Linked DNA regions of Homo sapiens: region 1 is linked to region 2. A link is a contact called in ENCODE Hi-C or POLR2A ChIA-PET data. All regions are on one chromosome and are shown on one strand. Each heading gives the region's core, a stretch centred on a gene start or an enhancer-like site at or near the end of the contact. The rest is flanking DNA. Distances are from core to core; before and after follow the strand shown.

What was found. Hi-C counts contacts between places; a loop is a spot of excess contacts on that map. ChIA-PET counts read pairs that join two places held with the same protein, here RNA polymerase II (POLR2A). Pooled maps may share reads with other maps.
Region 1: a loop to region 2 is called in a pooled map, with 3 times the contacts of the local background. The contact joins the enhancer-like site here to the promoter of BIVM in region 2. A Hi-C loop is called at or near these places in 4 of 50 pooled maps. POLR2A ChIA-PET finds 5 or more read pairs at or near these places in 2 of 52 experiments (H1 and activated CD4-positive, alpha-beta T cell).

The regions. Positions count from the first base shown.
Region 1 is chr13:102,866,826-102,872,087 of GRCh38, reverse strand. BIVM-ERCC5 (BIVM-ERCC5 readthrough) reads right to left here. Exons shown (of 23, transcript NM_001204425.2): 19 at 5,243-5,262; 20 at 3,831-3,975. ERCC5 (ERCC excision repair 5, endonuclease) reads right to left here. Exons shown (of 15, transcript NM_000123.4): 11 at 5,243-5,262; 12 at 3,831-3,975. Among named protein-coding and RNA genes, the nearest start is that of ERCC5, 23 kb to the right of the region's middle. RefSeq lists an enhancer at 5,201-5,262. Within about 2 kb of position 1,292, at least 3 of the 41 ENCODE cell types and tissues checked have a DNase peak (open chromatin) inside an H3K27ac peak, as active enhancers do.
Region 2 is chr13:102,797,544-102,802,946 of GRCh38, reverse strand. It overlaps BIVM (basic, immunoglobulin-like variable motif containing), which reads right to left and starts at 3,828. Exons shown (of 11, transcript NM_017693.4): 1 at 3,426-3,828. It overlaps POGLUT2 (protein O-glucosyltransferase 2), which reads left to right and starts at 3,971. Exons shown (of 10, transcript NM_024089.3): 1 at 3,971-4,458. The coding sequence starts at 4,277. RefSeq lists silencers at 2,202-2,631, 2,662-2,711, 3,272-3,541 and an enhancer at 3,602-3,821.

The DNA.
Region 1 (5,262 bases), core at 43-2,542, 72 kb before region 2:
GTATGCTATATAGAATATTTTATTAATTTTAGTACTATTAGCCACAATGTATAATGATGGCAAACATTTATGGAAGTCTTCCTCTGTGCTTGGCACTGTGTTAAATATTTCACATGCCCAATCATCACACAAGCCATGCCCTATCGTTACCCTCACCTCACAGAGGAGGGAACTGAACTCAAAAATAAGTAACTGGCTCAAGATTTCACAGCTGGAATTGGTACAGTCTTCCTCTAGAGCCCACACTCATAATTATACCACAGAAGTTACAACTTCTCTGGGTCTCTTTCTCAGCAGTAAAATGGAAGTAATGTATCTGTATTATTTACCTCAAATCAAATACAATAATGGATCGAAGAATATTTAATAAAATGTAAATATGCCAAGAAAATGTTAAATTTGTTTAAAAAATCTGTAAAAACAGATACATGTATCTGTTTTTAAAATTTAACATTTTATATATATATAAATACATATGTATGTAAAACAAATAAATATATACAAAAACAGAGATAATAGAACTCTACTTAAAGTATGATTCCAGTTTTGGAAAAAACACATATATGAGAAAAGTAAACAGATACTTAAAATAAATAACACTAACAACTATTATTTCGCTGTGTGCTAGGCAATATTCTACGTGAGCACACAGCCATTCATTTTCTTCTTTATATTTTATTCATTTTTCAATGTTTTCCATTCTAAGCCTAAATCGGCCGGATAAAGACAGCGACACACTCTTGGACCCTCCTCCCATCACGAAGGGGGTCCCTGTGGCCTCCTCTTGAGCAGGGCGGCCATGGCTGACCAGTGTGACTCAAGCCGTGCCAGGCCTAGGGGAGGCCCTCGCCACTTCCTGTCCCCTGGACCTCCTGCTCTTGGCTCCAACATGCTATGAGGAAGCCAAGCTCACCAAGTGTCCACCCAGGCCCCGAGGCCGAAGCCACCTCATCAGCCCCGCGAGCCATCTTAAGGGGTCCTAGCCCAGCTGAGCTGTCCTAGCCGACATGGAACAGAGACAAGACACCCCCACCAGGCCTGAGCGAGCTTCAGAGGCATGAGCAAAATCAGTGACTACTGCTGTGTGAAGCCACTAAGGCTGAAGGTAGTTTGTAATGCAGTGACGACTGACCAGAAACATTTACACAATTAGGAAAAAATAAATGCCATCAAAGTTACTAACATAATCCTCACCAATCTATGTACTCAATGGAACCTGAAAAAACGCCCGCAGCTCAGGCTCCCCCGCTTCACAAGCTTGCTAGTGCAGCATTAGGAACCCACTCAGACCGGCTGTCAGGGCCAGGGTCCGCCTCACCGATGCAGGAGTGCCATCTAGCGTTGGAAATTACTAATTGCGGTCTTCAAAGTATTATAACAACAAAATGCAAAAAGGAAAAAATAATTTTTCTTCATTACTTTTACAACATTCTTTCCAGGAGTGCACTGAGAGAATACCGATAATTCTCCTCTACTTTACTTGCAGATTTTCGTTTTTGAAACTGTAATCATGACTGGCAGTTAGAATCAGTGCACTTGTGAGCTCATCAAGCCAAAGCTATGGTTACTCCTTCAAGCAGGAGGGCCTGGCACTTCACATAAAGATGAAAGGAGGAAGGTGTCTGTCAATCAGCTGAGCTGGGGGAGTGGAGGCAACTGTGATGAAACTGAAGGATTCATGCCCAGTCCAAGGCCTTGGGGTAGGGGAGGGGAACTGCTGTTGCTCCATGCCAGCTATTTTGGGGCTATCCAGAAATTCAGGCCCAGTATTTTCAGCTCTCCTTTTTCCCCCAACAGAATCCATAATTTTGTGTAAAATCTCCCAAAGGTAAATGTTGGTAGCCAATTGAAAATTAAAGCTCAAGAGAAGAATACACCGTGTAGTCCAAACCAAATGTGACTACAGCTCAATTCAACCTGCAGGCCCAATGCAGCCCCACTCTAAGAATGATTCACCAGCCAGGGTGCCCTCAGAAGAGGAGAACAGAAAACAAAGTGAGGCCACATTCTGATTTTACTGGTTTCCCACCATCCTTCCTGCTCTTTACTCTGTATTCATCCTAAATGTCCTGAGCCAGGCAGAGCGAAGGCTGCTCCTATCTGGCATCAACGAGCTGGAGGACCAAAGGCAGAAACTGCTCAAATATGAAAATGATTCAGCAGGCAACAAACGAGCAAAAACTGCTGAACAAAGAAAAGTGGAACAGCATAAACAGGTCATTCACTAAATCAGAAACACAAACCGTCTATGAACATAAAAAATTCACTCTCAATAGTTATCAAGAAACCAAATGGAAAAGTCAGATACTATTTCACTTATTCTAAAATAATCATTAGATAAGAACCCGAAGATTAAGGACACTCAAATCAATGTCTGTTAATACCTTTCTAAAAATAGAAATAACAAAAGACACTTGATTAAACTAGCCCTGATAGACGCAAAAAGATACTACCTGTAGCCATTAAAAACGATATAAATCTATATCATCGTTGATAATAGGTCTTGTTCTAATACCAAATGGGTTACAGGTAAAATAAAAAGTATATAGCATCATCCCATTCTTATAAAAAAAATCATACACACACTCAAATGAGTATACATATATATGCAATGTATATGCATATATATGTGTGAAGTCTAAAATTACATAAACAAATTGTAAACTGTAATCATCTTTTTAATACATATTTATAATTTTCTATGATGTATTTACTTTATTTGTATAATAAAGTTATTTGTAGGTTTTCAAGTTATTTACCTACCATGACGTATGTCTACCTCATAACTCATTCCCGGTATATAAATTTCCTCAACAATAAGAAAATCAGAAAAAGATAAATGAAGAAAGTATAAAATACAACACATTGGTGAGTGTGCTATGACTGGAAGACCATGATCACTACAACAGTTTCGCCGTTCATTTCAGTGATTCCAGTCACTGACTCTTCAGGTCAGAGCATCCTAGCATCTTTCAAACACAGGATATGTAACTGGAGAGAACACTCAAGGATCATTAAATCAGCCACCACCAAACAGCATCTCACGACATAGTGACGGTTAAAAGATGCCACCACAATCTTGTGAATACACTAAAAACCAATGAACTGTACACTTTAAATCGGTGAACTCTGTGGTATGTGACTATATTTCAATTTTTTAAAAAGATGCCATCAAGGACAAAGAAAAAACTACTTTCCCAGACATACTCATAACTCCTACCATCTCAGAATCTTCAAAATGATAAATGTACCCCGAGTATAGCACGACTCTGGGTTCTGGATGGAGCAAGACTTCACCACTGAACACGTCACGGGATTCACATGGTGAGAAACAGGACAGGAGTGCTGGATGTAACATTCCTGGCATTATATTTCCAAGTCGCTTCCTGGCTGACCTCTCTCAGGACACCAAACACACAGACAAGTACAATTTGCTTTGCTTCTCCATCACCTCCAAGTATATGGGGGGAGTCCTTGAGGGTATGGCCTATGCCTTACTCATCTCTCCTTTCCCCAGGGCCAGCACAGTGTCTGACACATCATAGCTGCTCTATAAGTATGTCAATGGATGAAAAGGCAACTTCTACATTCCTGTGAAATCCACAGGACTGGCTTTGTACCCTTGAACTAGGATAAGCCCAGCACCACTAAGAACTGACTCTGATTTCATCATCTCTAGAAAATGGAAAACAACCAATACTTTCTGCTGCTTTCTCAGTGAACCATTGTTCACATGTTACAGCATGACAGTTCATGCTGTAAATAATAGTTCTATTTGCTTATTTGGGTATTTACACAATTATCCAAATTAAAGAAATAAAAGACCTTACGAGAATTTTAGGAGAGGTTCCAGGCCATGCCCAGGGAATTCATTGAGAATTTCCATGGCGGTTACACAACCCACAGTTGGTATTCCTTCGGTATAATCACTTCCAAGCAAATAAGCCAAATTTATTAACTTATTCCGGTCCAATCCTAAAGAGTAACAATATTTTTTAATTTTTATCAAGATTTCTTATATGACATTTATAAACATTTTATTATATAAATCATGTACGTGTGTATATCTATATCTATATCCAACCACCAAAAATATCTTATTATTTGAAAATAAATTATTTTATTCAATGGCATTCTGTTAATATTTTTAAAGTTTCATCCATTCTCATAGCTTTAAATACCCTCTATACGCTGACCCCCAAAGTTAGCTATCTAGCCTGAGTCTCTCTGAACCACAGTCACATATATTCAACTATCAACTCAACACCTCCACTGGGTATCCAATGAGCATCCCCAATTTATCATATCCAAACCTGAACACTTCGTTTCTCCTCCTCCACTGTGCTCCCTCCTTGTCTTACTGAAGGCAGGTCCACTCGACCAGCTGCTCAGTATCTGGAATCCTCCTCGACTTCATTCTTCTCCCACCCCACATTCAATCTGCCTGCATACCCTAGCACACCAGACCCTGGTGGGTTTCAGCTTCTTCCTATTCTCTAAGATTAACCCTTGCCATTTCCTCCCTCCTCCTCTCACACTGGCCTCCTTGCTTCCCTAGAACACAGCCCACAAGCTTCTGCCTCAGCCCCTTTCACTCACTAGTCCCGAGGTATCTATCTACAGTGCTTGCTTCCTATTTCCTGCAGGTCCCTGCCTTGAAGTTACACGAGTAAAGCCTTTCCCAACAACTCTCTGAAACAGCACCTGCACTCTCGATGCCTGAAGTTCACTCTCTCCTCTCCTTTACTGTTATATTTTTCTATTTGGCACTTACCACCAACTGTCAAATTATGATTTATGTATCTGCTTATCATCTGTTTCTCCTACTATTTTACTCTCTGTTCCTTCCCTCTTGTTAAGAACAACTGGCATATAGGAGTCACCAAACATATATTTGCTGGATGAACAGAAGAAGATCAGTGCCAGAAACCCGAATACAGGCCCAGGCGCGGCCTGCTTCCCCTCTCCACCACCTTTTGTTCACTGTGGAGATCTCGGGTAACTAGTCAAAGTTTAACTAAGTCAGTTGATTAACTACCTAAACATACTAGGACTTTAATTCCTTAATTCAAATGTTTAAAATCCTATTCCTCTATATAAGCCAAAGATCACTCATATAAAAATTTGCATAGACCTGCAATTTCCATCAATGCATCAAACTAGTTCCTTGGAAAGAAAACTTCCTAGGACAAACTCTGAAGGTAAATGTCAGAAAGTAATCAAAAAGACTCTGAAGTCTTACCCAATTGATTGTGAAAGTCC
Region 2 (5,403 bases), core at 2,579-5,078:
ACACAGCACTAGATTAATAAAAAGAGTAACAGTGTGAGCCAGGCACAGTGGCTCATACCTGTAATATCTATGCTTTGGGAGGCTGAGGCAAAAGAATCACTTGAGGCCAGGAGTTTGAGGCTGCAGTGAGCTATGATCACACCACTGCACTCTAGCCTGGGCAACAAAGCAAGACTCTGTCTCAAAAAAAAAAAAAAAAAAGGAAAGAGAGAAAAAAGTAACAGTCTGGTTTGTTTGTGTTTTTAGTTTGTTTGCTTTTAAATAATGGTCACGGAACAAGATGATTTATTTGGTCGAAGTTTTAGCAAAAAAAAAATGAAGATCATCAATATAAGGATGCATTTTATATTGACTGTCACTAAAATCCAAGGGCATGAAACATTCTCATTGGAAACTATATGTAAATTTCTCTTTGAAAATGTAATATTCATAGATTTTATAAGTAAAACATTACAAAAAAATGCAAAGTACCAAAAGATATTACAGGAAAATGGAAATTACCCAAATCCCACGACCCAAACACTGCTAGTGTTTACTTTCTTTCCACACTGTCTCACGTCTATTCTCTCCACTATAGTGAGAGCCCCAAGAGGCCAAGGGGGCTTCTATTATTGCATGCTCAGATTCTAGCTTTCTTAAAGTACACTAAGCACAATTTATTACTGATAATACTAATAACAGAATCATTATAGACAATACTGAGCTATAGAGAGGCAGTTTGTCCCTCCACTTAATAGGCTGCAGCTGTCACTGTTTTGACTCATCTTTTATCTCCTTTTGTTTCTCTATTTATAAACTATTCCCAGTGAGTTGACACTTCTAACCTGACCTGTGCAGAGATATTAGAAAATAAAGTTTGCTACATATATATGATCACAGAACTCCTCTGCCTGAAAGCCTCTGCTCTTAGAACAAAAGGCCAACTCCTGATGGTCCCTAGATCTATCTGGTTAGCTCCATCTCATTCCTTTCCCCCACCCCCCAAGCTCCACATTACTTTTTGGTTCTCCCAATACTGTCTCCCTTACTTAGCTCATTCCCATTCATCTTTCCAATGTCAGCTCAAATGTCACTTTCTGGGGGAAACCTTCTTGGCTTCTCAAACTAGGCCAGGTGACCCGGTACAGACTCTAGTACCTTCCTCACACAGGTCTTACCAGGTGGCAATTTTACACTTACTTCTGTGCATATCTGTTCATATGATCAACGTCTGCATCCTGCAAGTCTGGTTTTCCAGATTATTGTATCCCCAGGGCCTAGGATTTGTAGACGTCTCATTCAACAGATAATTTTTAAGTGTTTGCATCATGCCAGGCATTACTGTAGGCCCTCATTTTGATTGATTGCGGTTCCCTCTTCCAGGCAAGTGAGGTGTTGCTATATTAAGATTTACTAAGCCGGCGTGGTGGCTCACACCTGTAATCCCAGCACTTTGGGAGGCTGAGGCGGGTGGATCATCTGAGGTCAGGAGTTTGAGGCCAGCCTGGCCAACATGGTGAGACCCGTTTCTACTAAAAAAAAATAAAAAATAAAAAAATACAAAATTAGCCGTGCATGGTGGCGCATGCGTGTAGGCCCAGCTACTCAGGAGGCAAGGCTGGAGAATCGCTGAACACCAGAGGTGGAGGTTACAGTTGCACCATTGCACTCCAGCCTGGGCGATCAGAGCAAAACTCCGTCTCAAAAAAAAAAAAAAAAAAATTTACTACTAAGAATGACTGCAGGACCTCAGGCTCAACTAATAGCTTACTCATAAAATCATGTCATAAGCAATAGAAATATGGTTTGCTCGTATGCAAAGCAAAAATTTATAAAATGGCAAGTTTAAAAAGCACCGCCAGAGTCATGATTGTTCAAAGTCACTGAACGAAGTGTTCTGTAAAATAAACGTCCATTTGTAAAGCCAATCTTCATCGCCTAGGTTGTAGTCTTTTCAGGTTATATTTTGTCTGTATTCTCAAGTATCAAGTTTATGAGAGAACCAAACATCTCTAAAAACCTCTTCAGTAAAGCCTTTTCGTATAACAAAATACCCTGATCGATATCCTGTATAGAAGGCAACTGAGGAGCAGGGGCATTCCGGTGACCTCGTAAGGGTCGAATATGCGCGGGAGGGCGAAACCAGAGGCGCATAGCCCCCGGCCGAGCTAATGCCACCCTTCCCACCCGGTGTCCTCCCGCGCCCTCCAGGCCCCTTCCTCCCCTTCAGACCTGCGGGTCCCCAGAGCCGAGGCGCCAGCCTGTCAAAAGATACCGGGAGTCCTCCGCGCCTGGCGCCAGCCTCCAGCCCGCGCCCCTGGGGAGGCCGGGAGCGTTTCCACCACCGTCCTCTGACAAGCTCGCCGCTCGGCCGGGCTCCGAGGCCGCCGGGACGGAGTAGACAGTCGCGCAGGCCAAGCCCCGCCGCGCAGAACCAGTGCGCGCGGAGGCGACGCGGGCAGAGAGGAAGGAGCGCGGCTGCGCTCCCTGCCCGTGGCCAACCCAGCCCGCGCCTCCGCGCGTGTCGCGGGCACCCCGAGTCCCCAGCCCGCAGAGCCCAAGGGCCGCCGAGGCCTCCTCGCCCCTACTCCCTCCTCTACCTTCCCTCACCGGCCGGAAGACGAGGCTCTCCGCCAGGGGGAGCGCGCCGAGGCCCGGGGGTGACCGCCTCGAACATGCTTGCCCCGGGCCCCGGGGACGCTGTTGGTGTTAAAGGGGGCCCACGGGCAATTGCTGCATCCGGGCTAAGAGCTGGGGCTCCGATTCGACTGTTTGAGTAAACGAGTCGGTATCATTAATAATGACAATTGCACAAAAGAAAATAGGAAAGAAACCCCCTTTCCTGGCGCCGAACCAGGCCCGCCTTGGCTCGGAGCCACCGGCTCTTCTGGGTTTTCGGGGCAGCTGGCAAGAGGGAGGCAGGCAGAGGAGGCGGCTCCGGGTCCGACTGCCAAGCTGACCAGGGCGGTGAGCCCGTGACTCCTGGCGGCGGCCCAGACCCGGGTGCTGGCGTGCAGGGGAAGGCGACGGCCGCTGCGCGCTGGTTCCCGGACCCTGCCCAGCGTGGCGTGGAGACCGACGGCCGCACAGGGGTCACCGGTATCCACATGGACACCTCCTAATCGAGCTTTGTTCACCAGAGGGCTAGGCCCTTCTTTCCCTGGCGCTTCTCTTCCCCCCGCGACACAGCTCTTCCCCCTACTCCTTCCCGGGAGAGCGCGCACCCATGCAGTGGCCTCCATCTGGACGCCACGGGGCTCGGAGAGGCGATGACCCCTGGCAGCCCAGGCCGGTATCGAATTAAGTAAAAATTTTGAATGCCCAGGTGGCTGCGCGTAGAGCGGCAGCAGGCCGGGCTGGCGGCGCCCAGGTGCCCAGCGGAGGGCCAGGCGCTCAGAGCGCACAGCCGGCCGCCACCTCGGCCCCTGCCCCCCGCCCCGGGGTACCTCTGGCCTGTCGGGTGGGGTCGGGTCGCTGCGGCCGCGGCGGAACCCGGCTCCGGACCTGGATCACAGCATCCAGCGCGCGGCCGGCGAGGCGCCTCCTGTTACCCTGGGGCCGGCGTCCCTCGTCCCATCGGAGCGAGCGAGGATGCTGCGGTGCCCGGCGACAGGTCGTCGGATAGCATTGACAGCACCTTCCTTTCAAGGTGCTTTATGCCTGCCCTCTCCACGTGCGGAGGGCAGGGTGACCAACGCAAAAACCTGAGCTGCGCCTCCAGACCCGTGCGCCCCTTTGATGGGCATCTGTGGTGTTTATCTGTCCCCCGAAAGCGGTGACCGAGAAGTAAATAAATGGGCGAGAGGTGGTAAAATCCTGGCAGTATTTCCGCTCGTCCTGTCGCGAACTACATATCCCAGGGAGCCCGGGGCGCCGGGACGCGTGTCCACCCCGCCATCCACTTGGAGAAGGCGTTACTGAGCCTGGCCCGACGCACGGGCCAATCCCCTCGCCCTACACCTTGGCTGGAACCTGAGACGGATTCGCTCCCAAATGATGCTCCAGTGGCAGGAGCAACTCAAGTTCATCATTGTCCTGAGAGAGAGGAGCAGCGCGGTTCTCGGCCGGGACAGCAGAACGCCAGGGGACCCTCACCTGGGCGCGCCGGGGCACGGGCTTTGATTGTCCTGGGGTCGCGGAGACCCGCGCGCCTGCCCTGCACGCCGGGCGGCAACCTTTGCAGTCGCGTTGGCTGCTGCGATCGGCCGGCGGGTCCCTGCCGAAGGCTCGGCTGCTTCTGTCCACCTCTTACACTTCTTCATTTATCGGTGGATCATTTCGAGAGTCCGTCTTGTAAATGTTTGGCACTTTGCTACTTTATTGCTTCTTTCTGGCGACAGTTCCAGCACTCGCCGAGACCGGCGGAGAAAGGCAGCTGAGCCCGGAGAAGAGCGAAATATGGGGACCCGGGCTAAAAGCAGACGTCGTCCTTCCCGCCCGCTATTTCTATATTCAGGCAGTGGATACATCAGGGAATAAGTAAGTCGAGAAACGGCTCCTTACCTATTTTGGATGGCGGTTAAATCTGTTTCTCCCTTTAAGATTTTTCTTTCCAAGAACTCGTTTCTCCACAGCAGTTTATATTCCAGGATATTTGGTTACCCATTTTTCTCTGTAGCTGTAGAAATTGTTCCGAATTATAATATATGCAATATAATGTATTGTATATAACATATAAAATAATCTCCTAGCAATTTTGATTCAGATTCCCACATTATCAGGGCAAGACAAAGTCCCTCCACTTTGCTGGAAATACTGTTTCTAACTACTTTTCGCATAAGCTATTATAAGGGATTTAAACCTAGTTGTTAGAGACTTGATGGGCTTCATCTTTCTCTGGTGCGGCCCTCAATTTTCAAGGAGACATCTGCAGGTAAGCATGTTTTGAAACTGAAAAAGAAAAATGAAGTACTATTTGAAACTTCAGAGTTCGGAAGGAAAGTATCGAAGTATTAATCTCCTATATGATTGTAACAAATATTTTGTTCCAATGAATTTAATACTTTAACATCATACTTAAAACTTATTTTTATAATTCCTATACTTCTGAAATGATTGTCTCTATTATTGGTGGATGCTGACTGTGTGTATTTCATACAGAAAAAAATACTGGAATAAAAGGTTGTCAAGTAAAAGGCAGGTTGTAAATTTTGTTATTTGGCAAAAGATGATACACTACCTACTACTTTGCTTTTGCCCATGGCTGAGCGTGAGTTTTTTTTTTTTAAGACAGGGTTTCACTTCCTAGCCTAGTCTGGAGTGCAGTGGTGCAATCACAGCTCACTGTACCCTCAACCTCCCAGGCTGAAGCTATCCTCCCACCTCAGCCTCCCTAGTAGTTGGGACTACAGGCGTGTGCCACCTCGCCTGGCTATTTGTTTTTTATTATTATTATTATTATTTGTAGAGACAGGATCTCACCTT